2 separate regions of the Homo sapiens genome follow, and region 1 is linked to region 2. The links are chromatin contacts, found by Hi-C or POLR2A ChIA-PET in ENCODE. All regions are on one chromosome and are shown on one strand. Each heading gives the region's core, a stretch centred on a gene start or an enhancer-like site at or near the end of the contact. The rest is flanking DNA. Distances are from core to core; before and after follow the strand shown.

Evidence for each region. A loop is a pair of places that touch in the nucleus more often than their neighbours do. ChIA-PET counts read pairs that join two places held with the same protein, here RNA polymerase II (POLR2A). Pooled maps may share reads with other maps.
Region 1: a pooled map shows a loop between it and region 2 (2.5-fold over the local background). The contact joins the enhancer-like site here to the promoter of SLC35A5 in region 2. A Hi-C loop is called at or near these places in 1 of 168 maps with a recorded cell type or tissue (CD8-positive, alpha-beta T cell) and 1 of 50 pooled maps. POLR2A ChIA-PET finds 5 or more read pairs at or near these places in 1 of 52 experiments (naive thymus-derived CD8-positive, alpha-beta T cell).

The regions. Positions count from the first base shown.
Region 1 is chr3:115,161,436-115,167,373 of GRCh38, reverse strand. No RefSeq gene overlaps it. Among named protein-coding and RNA genes, the nearest start is that of ZBTB20, 17 kb to the right of the region's middle. Within about 2 kb of position 1,478, at least 3 of the 41 ENCODE cell types and tissues checked have a DNase peak (open chromatin) inside an H3K27ac peak, as active enhancers do; they include CD8-positive, alpha-beta T cell, where a contact is called at or near this core.
Region 2 is chr3:112,558,861-112,564,451 of GRCh38, reverse strand. It overlaps SLC35A5 (solute carrier family 35 member A5), which reads right to left and starts at 2,407. Exons shown (of 7, transcript NM_017945.5): 1 at 2,179-2,407; 2 at 919-1,067. The coding sequence starts at 1,048. It overlaps ATG3 (autophagy related 3), which reads left to right and starts at 2,490. Exons shown (of 12, transcript NM_022488.5): 1 at 2,490-2,995. The coding sequence starts at 2,924. RefSeq lists enhancers at 1-488, 2,109-2,918, 2,919-3,728.

The DNA.
Region 1 (5,938 bases), core at 229-2,728, 2.6 Mb before region 2:
CAGTTGATAAATGTGATTAATAGTTATATTTCTTGCAAGCTGACTGTGTTGACTGAGACTCAAGCCCAAATCTCCGTCACTTTTTGATACCCCACTATTAGGTATGGCACCAATCACTACAACCTCCAGCCCCCACGAAAAATATATTCAGAATTGATGGGAAAAAATTGAGGTTAAAAACATGTCTACACAGTATGAATGTTTTCAAATAGTTGTCCTATTGATGGAAATAATTTTGCATCATGTGTTTTAGTTGGTAGTAAAAGGAAGCCCAAATAGTTGATCCATAAGCTCTCTATGGTCACGTCCTCACCAGATTGACCAAATTTATAGGCAGAATAGCAGCAGACCCAAGTTTCTGTATTTATATTTCTTACTTGAACTTCATGATGAAAAACATAAAACTGTTCTGAGTTATTTTAACATTAAACACATTCATCCTTGGAATTGGAAAATGCTAATGCTTTCCTACGCCCATATGCCGAATAAAATTGAAAGTAAACAGAGCTAGCATATTTTGGGAATTGCTACTATAGTCATCAAAGCAATTAAAAACTCATTTCAAGGTGGTTATTATAGTAGTATTTGTTGTTATTTATATGTCTCAAGTAGGGGCACTTCTGTAGTTGTACATTATACCACATATATTATCAGTATAAAAACCAAGAAAACTTATCCATTTCATAAATATCAGGATTAGTTCTTAAGGCCTAAAATTTTCAGCTCCAACATCTTAAGGATGAAGTCCTTCCTATACTATCACAAGTTTAATATTTTGAAATAAAATTGCATTTATGGTCATAAAAGTATAATAGAGTAAGAATAATAATGTTTGATTATTTGACTCATACCTACATGAATTTCCATTTATTTGATTAGACTGCCATAACCTTCTCATAAATTAAAAGTCTTTTAAAGAATCAATAATATAATTTGTCCCAGACTATAACATTGCTTACTCTGTCTGGTATATTTGTTTACCAATGTACAAGGAGGAAAAAAATAAACTCTGTTGTAAGAACCTTATTTCCATTACGCTAAATATTATCTTAAAATTCTTAATAGAATAAGACTTTGCTATAAAGTTCCTCAGTAGGTCAATATTTTTCCCATACTTATATAATTGTTTTTATATGAGAATTTAACTCTTCAACCACAGGGTAAACACATGGAGGACAGAGAAAAAATGTTGTACAGTGTTCTTTATACCACTAGGTATTATACACTTTTGTAGGTCTGAGCTATACTTTATGTCTGGGAAAATCTCATTCTATATCTCAAGGAGCTTTATGTGTACTCCTCTCTTTTCCTTGCAAACATGTGATCCATAGAGTGCCGAGAGAAAGTGCTATTTACATAAAATTAAGCCAAAATTGAACAGCTTGTGATAGGCAAATCACAAAAGTGGCTGTCATCCTTACAAATGCCCTAAGCATCTTCGTGGTGACCGTTCATTTCCTGTGAAAGAATGAAAGTCTCTGTGTAGTCTAAACCTACTCCAGGAAACTATAACAGCTACACTGACATTTCCAACCAACCTCATAAGGCCAAGATTCTTCCCCAAAAGGAGTCCTGATCTTGGATTCTGGGTTTTGACCTAGGTCATACCTTATACTCTGTGTGTATTTCCTGATTCTGTCAAATAGACATGTTGTCCTACATTTTCCACAGCTTTCCATGAGTGCTGCCTGATATCATGGAAACACATTAGAAGGTCTCGGCTACCAGTAAATAGACTTGCCCTTCTAATAGATGCTTGGGCTCCTTTCCTTGTGGTTTTAACCCCTGGTTTTCTATTTCATTGGATTTATCAGCTAAACTCAGAGTCTAGAGCAACAGGGATTGAAATTTTTGTATGTGTACTTACGTAAGAAGATACCATCTTCATCAGAGGTTTTGGTTTGATGAGTCTTGTGGGTTGTTTACAGTCTGTCTTGGGCTTTAAGGAAGTCACCTGTTTGCTGGAGTGAAGTCTGGCAGCTTGAGGGCTTGTTATGGCCACATCCCCATTCTGGTTAAAGCTAACAAATCTACAGACTCATTTTGAGCAAATCTGCCTATGTCAGTTAACTCTTGCTATGTGACAAAGGACCCCTAAATCTCAGTGGTATTTATTGAGCCCATACATCAGTTGGTTCACTAGAGGTTAGCTGATCTAGGGTGGGCCCATAGGGGTGATCCAGCTGAAACACTTATGTATACCCTATACGTCTCTCATTCTTTTCTGGCCCAGAAAGCTGGTACAGGCCTGTTTTTCCTTTGGCAATGGCAGAAATGCACAAAGATAAGAAGAAACACACAAGTCCTCTTCACTGAGACTCTGGCATGTGTCATTCTTTTGGCCAAAATAAGTCACGTGACCAAGCACAAAATTTAATCAAATAATGAGAAAATATATTCTGCCTCTTCAGCAGGAGGAATGCAAAGTCCCATGGCAAATGGCACAGATACAGAATGAGTAAATAACTCCATTAATGCAAATTACCACACTGCCACAGCTTCTCCTTGCTGTGAACCACAGAATCACACTCCTTCATACCATTGACTGAGTCAGGAATCAGCATCTGATCCAACAGCAACCTTCTACTGTGGCTATCAACTTATGAGGTAGCCCAATACAAGAGTTCTGTCCAGTAAGAGAACTTGGTTTCCACCTAGGTGCTTAGAATAACCATACTATGGAAGTGCAAAGCTGTTGGCAAATATGGCTTCTACCAGTGGATGCAGAAGCAAAGGGAATTAATATGTACCTTTCCTGGAGTGGTAAGAAACTGTATTTCTTAACTCTGTCTCTTTGCTAGGAAGCTTCCTGTCTAATTACTGTGAGGCAGGAAGTGGCCAAAAGTCAGCTTATATTAATCTCTACCCTGAGACATATCTTTGTGTAAAGACCCACTCAGTGGTGAGAAAAAAACTGCTCCTGGCCTCACCTCCAGAACCAGAAAATTAGTGCTAATCAGACTAATTAAATGCTATGAGCGTTTTTGGGCTCCCAGTCAGATTTTTTAAAGTTATATTAAAAAATGGGTAAAGATAAGGCCTGCTTGTAGTTATTATCCAGGCCAATACTTTTATATTAGATTCTCTCCTCCCTACTCTTTTAAGTTAGATTATTGTTGATCATTCAGGACATGGTGCCAATCCTTCCTTGACATGGAGTCTCATTAGGTTATCAATTCCACATCAAATACTTTGTTCTTTGATCTCCCAGAGAATTTACTAGCTACATGCTTACTGCAATTTTTGTGTTGGTTATGGGACCCTGCCACACACTAACACACAGCACTGTGGAAGGGGCATCCCAAGGGAGTTGTGTCCTTCATCAGAGATCACACTCCCCCATCCCCAATTCTAAGAAACACCCCTGGCCACAGATAAGGAAGTCAGGAACAGTCACCTGACACAACACCAGCTAATTCACCCATTAGCCAGTGGCTGGGTGAGAAAGCTCAGCCTAAATGAGATTTGAATAATTAGCTATGTCAAACAGATTTAGTCTCAGAAATTTGAACTTGAGCTCTAGAACAGGAGTAAGGGGTAGAAGACAGAGAGAAAAGTAACCTCAGAGAGTAGCCACAGTATGTCAATGGTAGACCACTGGTGCAGGGATCCTTCAAGCTCCCTTGAATCCAGAACAAGACTCCAGCTCCTATCTTCCTATTCATGTGTGGCATGAACTTTTACCCTGGAGCTCCATGACATCCCATCTCTCTTATCGCTAAATGAATTCTAATAAAAACCCCCAGTAAGTCCATGGCTGGAAATTAAAATAACTAACAAAACAGCCATTGATTACATGCTCTATTGTGTCTTTTGTTGCATGTTGTATGCCTGTCTTCCTATCTAGTGAGACTATTAGCTCCTTAACAGCAGAAATATCTATCTTCTCCAGGAAGCTAACACAGACATCTAACACATTGAGATCCTCAGGAAGAACATAAATTGGATTGACAGCAGTCCCAAAATTCTCTCTAAAATCAATTTTAAAATTATACCAAAATGTATTTGTTATGTGCTATTTTCAAAAATTACAGCTGAATTCTTTCTTTCAGGTGTGGGATGTCCTACAAGATGGCTTCCTTGACAGCAGAAAGAACAGAATAGTTTAACTAATCTATTATTTTCTCCAGCATTTGACTTACCTCCACTAGAGCAGAGACTAGGCCAGTAACTTCCTTAGACCACTTCTACGTGTTCACAACACCAAATATCTGCTGGCAAAACTTTTCATCCCTCAGTTCTTTGCAAAAATAAAAATCATACCTGGAGGTGAAATGAAAAACAACAACAACAAAAAAGCCTACAAAGAGTCATTGTGAGAAATGAGGGTTAGCCAGAAAATATTGGGCAAGCATATTGTCAGTTGTATGAACTCCCCTCCACTAGCCACACCCACTCTGGGAAGCTGAAGCAGAAGAGGTGGGATATTATCTCTCAGCCTTCATCTGCACACTGCATTCTGCCAGCACACTAGAGGCTTGTTATAGGTAAGTATACAGAGTAACTCTACAAGGCTTAAATTTTTCTCAAGTCTATGCTATTTTGACATTTCAAGGTATTAATCTTTAATAGAAAAGATAAATCAAAGGCAGGTTACCTCGGAAGTATTTTATTTAGCAATATTCTTAAATTACATCTTACAACTTTGATCCTTCTCTTTAAGTCTATACTTGAATCTGAAACTGAATTTAAAAGTTTTACAACTTTTAAAATTCAACTTTAACTTAAAAAATATTCAATACAGAAACAAGAAAGGCAACAATATATTTTAAAAATGTATTCAGGATCAAAATACTTGCTATTTTTTCTAATTAAAAATTTTGCCTAATTATTCTTCCTAATCTCAGAGACTCTCCTGCGTGTCCTTTCTTATTAGATTGAAGTCCATATATCAGTCACCACTGCCTTTCTGTCCTTTGAAAGCCATGCTAAATCTTACATCTTATGAAACAATTGAGAGAAACTTTTTCTACCAATTTCTTTCAAAACATGATTTATTCTCTTGTACCTTTCATTTCCAGAAAAACAGATACTGTTTCATTCTAAGAAATGCTACTTCTAGAAATATCCAATTTTCCCTTCCATTAGAAAATATTATCTAATCATTTCATATTCTAAATAAAAATTCAGCTGTTACTGTTCAAGAATTCTGAAATGTAATTTTTCTAGTCTCTGTGTCCATGGCAGTAGACAAGATTTATTTTCACCAAGGATATAACATAGGGCAAGTGCAGACGTGTTCTACAAGCATATTATCACACACAAATATTGTTTGGCTTGATCCCAATACTACTTTCTGCCTATGGAGACTCACTCACCCTACTTTTAGTTCAATTGGACCTAGATGAGCTTGAGGCTTGAATCAACCAGTGGGAACTTCCCCAATGGGAAGCACCTCCAGGACTTTTGCTGAAACAATAGAGAAATATGCATTCTATCTTTCTGGGATCATGAGTATTACATTATCCAGTATCCACCTCACTTGTCACTCATTATATGGCAGCCATTTTACTTTAGTAGAACAGACACAACCCTCAAGTCCAGAGGTGGCTTATCCTGTTTAGTATAAGCCAATCCGTCAAGAGAGCTCTTATCCCTCTTTCCCTAGATATTGAGTCCAGGATGGGCAATGACCTAAATTGGTCCCCACAGAATGAAATACAGGACTTCTGTCAATAACTGAGGGGAAAGATTTGTTTCTTGGTCTGATTGATGTAGTGTGCATCTGTGAGGACTAGAACCATTACAGCTACAGCTGACACATAAAGAAGAGCTAAGAGAATCCCAGAGAGTTTGATCAAACCACATCCAAAGCTTCACTACATCTGGATTTTTAGCTGTTATGTGAACCAATACATTTATTATTTAAAGAGTTTGTGATGAAGATCATGTAATATATGCCTAAAGTTTTCATTAACATCTTTGCCATTACATGGCG
Region 2 (5,591 bases), core at 1,158-3,657:
GGACATGCGGGCAACAATACTGCTCTTTAAGGCATTGAAATGTTTATGTGTATACATATCTAAAGCAAAGCACTTAATTCTTTACCTTGTTTATGATGCAGAGACCTTTGTTCACGTGTTTACCTGTTGACCCTCTCTCCACTACTATCCTATGATCCTGCCACATCCCACTCTCCGAGAAACACCCAATAATGATCAATAAATACTAATGGAACTCAGAGGCTGGCAGAGATCCTCCGTGTGCTGAGCGCCGGTCCCCTGGGCCCCCTTTTTTCTTTCTCTATACTTTGTCTATGTCCCTTTCTTTTCCAAGTCTCTCGTTCCACCTAACGAGAAACACCCACAGATGTGGAGGGGCAACCCACCCCTTCACTCAATAACTAGTAAGAAGTACTCAATACAGTTTTGTGGAATTAAAGTGTTTGCTTAAATCCCTACATAAAAAAAGATTTCTTAAATACATACTTATCAAAGCTTATAATTTATACTGTTGATACAATATGACCGCACAATATAATGCTGACACCTTACCATTGATACAATAATTACAATAGTAAGTACCTCACAAATGCCAAGTGACCAAACAAATATATCCTTCTACTTCAAAATAAGGCGCAATTACACATTTTGCTATAGGTCCAGAAACACCTGTTGATTGAATTAACAGTCAAATGTTACGACTGGTTCTTCACCAAAGGGTTTGATTTTTGTATCTGATTGACTCACATTTCATCCATTATCAAACATTTTTTCTTGTTGAGGAATGCAAGGTTAAATAATCAAATTTAAATATGCTTTATCACTCACATGAAGCAAAAGGCATTATTATTTCCATGTTATATATAACAGAACCAAAGGCAAGAGAGAGATGTGTGATTAGATGGAAGTGCTCCATGCATATACCAAGTCTTAACTTACCTTCATTGGCAGAATACTTCACTAGTAAGATGCGACTTGAGCTTAAAGCAATGAATATGGCACCTAGCAGGAATGTATACATTGTTGACAAGGAGCATATTACAGGATGACTACAGCACTGTTTTTCCATTCCACTGTTTTTTAATTACCTTAAAGAGAAAAACACTTTCATGAACGACCTTGTTGGCAGACCCTAAACGCAAATACCATTGATCGTGAGGACAAAAAAGGAATTTTTAAAAAATTTTGGCTATGACTATATCAGCACCAAGAAAGTTGAGGCATAAAGAAACTATGACAAAAGGAAAGTGAAAATCTGATAAGAGGGAGTACTCTGGAGACAGAAAACGTAGAACCAGATTAGACCTGCTGACAAAGGTAGCAGGTGAGCAAATGACACTTTGCAACAGCAGAAAAGAATTCTTCAAAGCAATTTTGAATTTTATTTTTAAATTTTATTTATTTATGTATTTTGAGACGGAGTCTCGCTCTGTCACCCAGGCTGGAGTGCAACGGCGCGGTCTTGGCTCACTGCAACCCCTACCTACCGGACTCAAGCGATTCTCCTGCGTCAGCCTCCAGAATAGCTGGGACTACAAGCGCCCGCCACCACGCCCGGCTAATTTTTGTATTTTTAGTAGAGACGGGGTTTCACTATGTTGGCCAGGCTGGTCTCGAACTCCTGACTGTGATCCGCCCGCCTCTGCCTCCCAAAGTGCTGGGATTACAGGCGTGAGCCACCGCGCCCGGCCTCGCTTTTACTCTTATTAGTAAATAATTTTGCTGTAAGATAAGGCTTTCAGAATTGTATTTTCCTCCTCTTTTCCCTCGGAGGAAAAAGCTTATTAGGACAGACTTCATTACAATAACGACCAAAATGGAAATATCTGAAACACTGCTGTAAAGTTTTACTGAACTAGTTAGTGTTTGAAATGGAGGAGATCGTAGAAATCAATGAATCTAAGGCCCTCTTTTGATAGGCTGAGGACACTAAACCCCAGGTTGGGTAAGTAACTTGCCCAAAGCCTCCCAGCGTACTGTAGGAATAGCGCATAGAGCCTGCGGGGAGTGGGGAGAAATGCCAATACTGACAGCCCCATTGGGCGCACGCCTACAGGACGCCTCCCCGACAGGAGGGGGCCAGATTTCCCTTCACAGTCAGGGACTACCCTTCTAGTCACACATGCGCAGTAGGGCTCTTCACTGGCGCACCCTCCCCTCAGACGCAGGCGCAATTCCTTGCCCGCGGGGCGCGGTTACCTCCCTCAGAAGAGCTTCTAGTGGAAGAACGCACATCCTAGAGCTGAGACAGTAACTGTCTAGCCCCGTAGTAGCAGCAGTAGCCTTTAGGGTCCATACGTGGAGAAGCTACAGTAGGTATAGGCGAAAAAGCCCCTCCCTCTAAGCCGCCTATTGCAGAACAAAAACCACGATTACGTCCGGATTGGGAAAAAGCGGACCCGACACCCATTGCGCAGGCACGTTCAGTGTTACGCTTCCGGAAGGAGGGGAGAAGCGGCTTATCCCGCCCCAGCCCGGCCCCTTTCTCACGTCACGTGCCGGGAGAGTCTAGTGTCACGTGAGGCCCCGGTGGCGGCGCAGCTACGGCAAGAGAGTGAGAAGGAAGGGAAGCCGGAAGGGGCGCGAGTGAAGCAAAGCGAGGACAGACAGCTCGCAGAGGGCGAGGGGTGCGTGTGCGTCCGCTTCTCACCTCAGGTCTCCCTTCGGCCCCGCTGCCCTCCCTCGCGGCTGGGTGACAGCTGGGTCCGGTCCGTCGCGGGCTGCCTGGGGTGCGAGGATCGCGCACCCCGTCTTCGCGCGCTGTGCCTGCCGCCCCGCCCCCTCGTCCCGCCCGTCCCGTCGCGTCGCGTCCCGTCCCCTCGGGTGCTGCCAGCCGGGTGCTGATGCGAGTCGGTGGCAGCGAGGACATTTTCTGACTCCCTGGCCCCTGACACGGCTGCACTTTCCATCCCGTCGCGGGGCCGGCCGCTACTCCGGCCCCAGGATGCAGAATGTGATTAATACTGTGAAGGGAAAGGCACTGGAAGTGGCTGAGTACCTGACCCCGGTCCTCAAGGTAAGCCAGGCCAGGGTTGCCGGGAGCTGTCAGGCACATGCTCGACTTTTCAGGGACCAGGCGCCGCAGGAGTCCCCGCTTTCTCCGGCGGGGCAAGGTGTAGGAAGGCAGTAGGGCTCGAGACACAGGGAAGTGTGCAGCCCCCACCCGTAGTCTTAACCGGCTGTTCGTTAGGGCTTTCTGACTCCTCAGGGGTAAACTTGGAGCGACGCTCTGCGTGTTCCTGCCTTCTCCCGTCATAACTCTGCGCGGTCGGGTACGTCGGGTTGGAAGGGTGTTCGGAGGCTGAGTAGATTGAAGAACGTTAAATCCAAACACTGGAAGTCTTTTAGCCTTTTTAAGCAAGGATTTTGCTTCTCTTTAAAAAATGAATTTAGTGTTTGACACACAGAGGTCAAAAGAGACCTGAGGTGAGGTCACTTTTCCTTTAAGTTTCATGAAAGTCCGCTGTAGTGGGGAAGTTGTGACTGCGATCCCAACTCGTTTAGATTTCAGAGGAAGGAGGTGAAATTGGCAACATTATCTCATTCAGTAACCTTGAACCCATCTAACGAGCAAAACCTTTTTCCCAAGCTTTTCAGATAGCCGTAGCTGGTTATTAGTGATAACAAGGCACGGTTTGACCTTCCTGGCTGTATAATTTTTAAAAATATATTGGCAACAGTACAGCATTTTTAAAGTAAAAAATTGTGACACATTAGCTGTTACAGTAGTGACTGATTTTTTTTTTAAAGGTAAATTTCTACAACTGCCTTCAAGCTTTTCTTTTATAACTCTTTTGGAGTGTTTTGTTGTAACTTCATTTTTGCTTTCTGAAAAGTGAGCAAGAATAGTAAATTAATGGGAAGTTCTTGCTTAGTTTTTGTTTTTTTTTTCTAGTTGTTTTTAAGCTTTCAGTTAGAATGTACCAATCTCAGTGTGGGGGTGAAATACCTTAATATGCTAAGAATAGTGGAGAGTTTTGCTTTGCTCCCTTTCCATGACAAAGGGAAGTACTAGGTCTATACTTTTTAAAATACGTTTTTGTAAAGCTCCTTTTAAAAGAATAACTTATTGGCCAAGTAAGAAATAAACCAGCGATTATAAATGAGAATTTCAACTGTTGCTTTGCTTACATTTGTTTACTGTGAAAGTCATTTTAAGATTATTCAGTCAAACTAAGATTGGAAAATAATTTTCACATTTGAATCAAATGCTTTTACATAATTATGTTAACTTTTCAGAATATCATATCTACCTAGGTATACAGTATTTTAATAATACACCATTGTACAACTTTTTAGTTTCCGGGAGAGAGGAGCAAGAGACTGCCCAAATGAAATATAAAATGTATGATGTAGAATTATGTTTTCAGGAGTCCATCATACTTGCTCACCAAACTGAAAAGGAACTGTTGGCATGTCAGTATGTATGGTATATGTCTTTAGTAAAAAGGAAAGAATGAATGACCGTCTCCTTGATACTCCTGTGCAAACTGTTGTTTACAGAGAGAATCCTTACAGTTTCCTGCTTAGGGAGGGCAAGGAGAAAGAACAAAATCCTCAGGAAATAAGTAATAGCCTTCTCCTAGCAAGTAAAAATTAAGAAAAATCATGTTTTGTTTGGAGTATGTACATGCAGTAAACACTGAAGTTCTTACAATCATCTCTAAGGTTCTGCTTAATTGGTAGAGGCCCCAATCTCATCTGCTCCATCCCCTGACTGCTGTTGCTTAAGCTAACCTGATCTCTTTATTATTCTGTTAAGCACACTCTTGGTTTGGGGTTTTGCATGTGCTCTTCCCTCTATCTGAAACGCGCTTCGCACTTAACAGCCTTATGGCATGTTCCTTTCCTTAAGGTTTTTAAGTCATTATTCAGTGAAGTCTTTGTTCTCTTACCATTCTATTTTAAATGGCCATCTCTCCCCAGCCACCCCACAGATTCCTCTCAGCTTCATTTTTCTTTATGGTATGTTATTCATTACCATTTGGCTTTTCTTCCTCAACTGGAGTTGAAACTCCTTATGAGGGCAAGAATAAATTTGTATTTATGTTATTCACCCCCAAATATCCCCACTGCCTCAAATAGTGTCTGGCACATAGTAAACATTTGTTGAATGAATAATGTTTATAAATGAGTGTTTTCATTTTTGTAGACTCTACCAGAAAATCTTACATATAACTTAAAGTTTAGAAAAATTTAGAGAATAGTGTGTCAGTATCTTGGTGGAGATGAGAATTAGAGGAAAATGCTAAATAATTTCTAGATTTGGTTTCTAACATTATTCAGTTTAAATAAGACTGGCTGAATTGTAAGATGTCTAAACATCTTTAAGACATTTTTGCTGTGCTGTAAAATAAAGGTATTTGTTCATTTCACAGAATCACTGTAAGGCTTTATTTTTATTTAAATCTTAGAATGTTTGTACATAGAGCTTGGCCGGGCGCAGTGGCTCACGCCTGTAATCCCAGCACATTGGGAGGCCGAGGCGGGTGGATCACCTGAGGTCAGGAGTTCGAGACCAGCCTGACAAACATGGAGAAACCCTGTCTCTACTAAAAATGCAAAAATTAGCCGGGCATGGTGGCACATGCCTGTAATCCCAGCTACAGGCA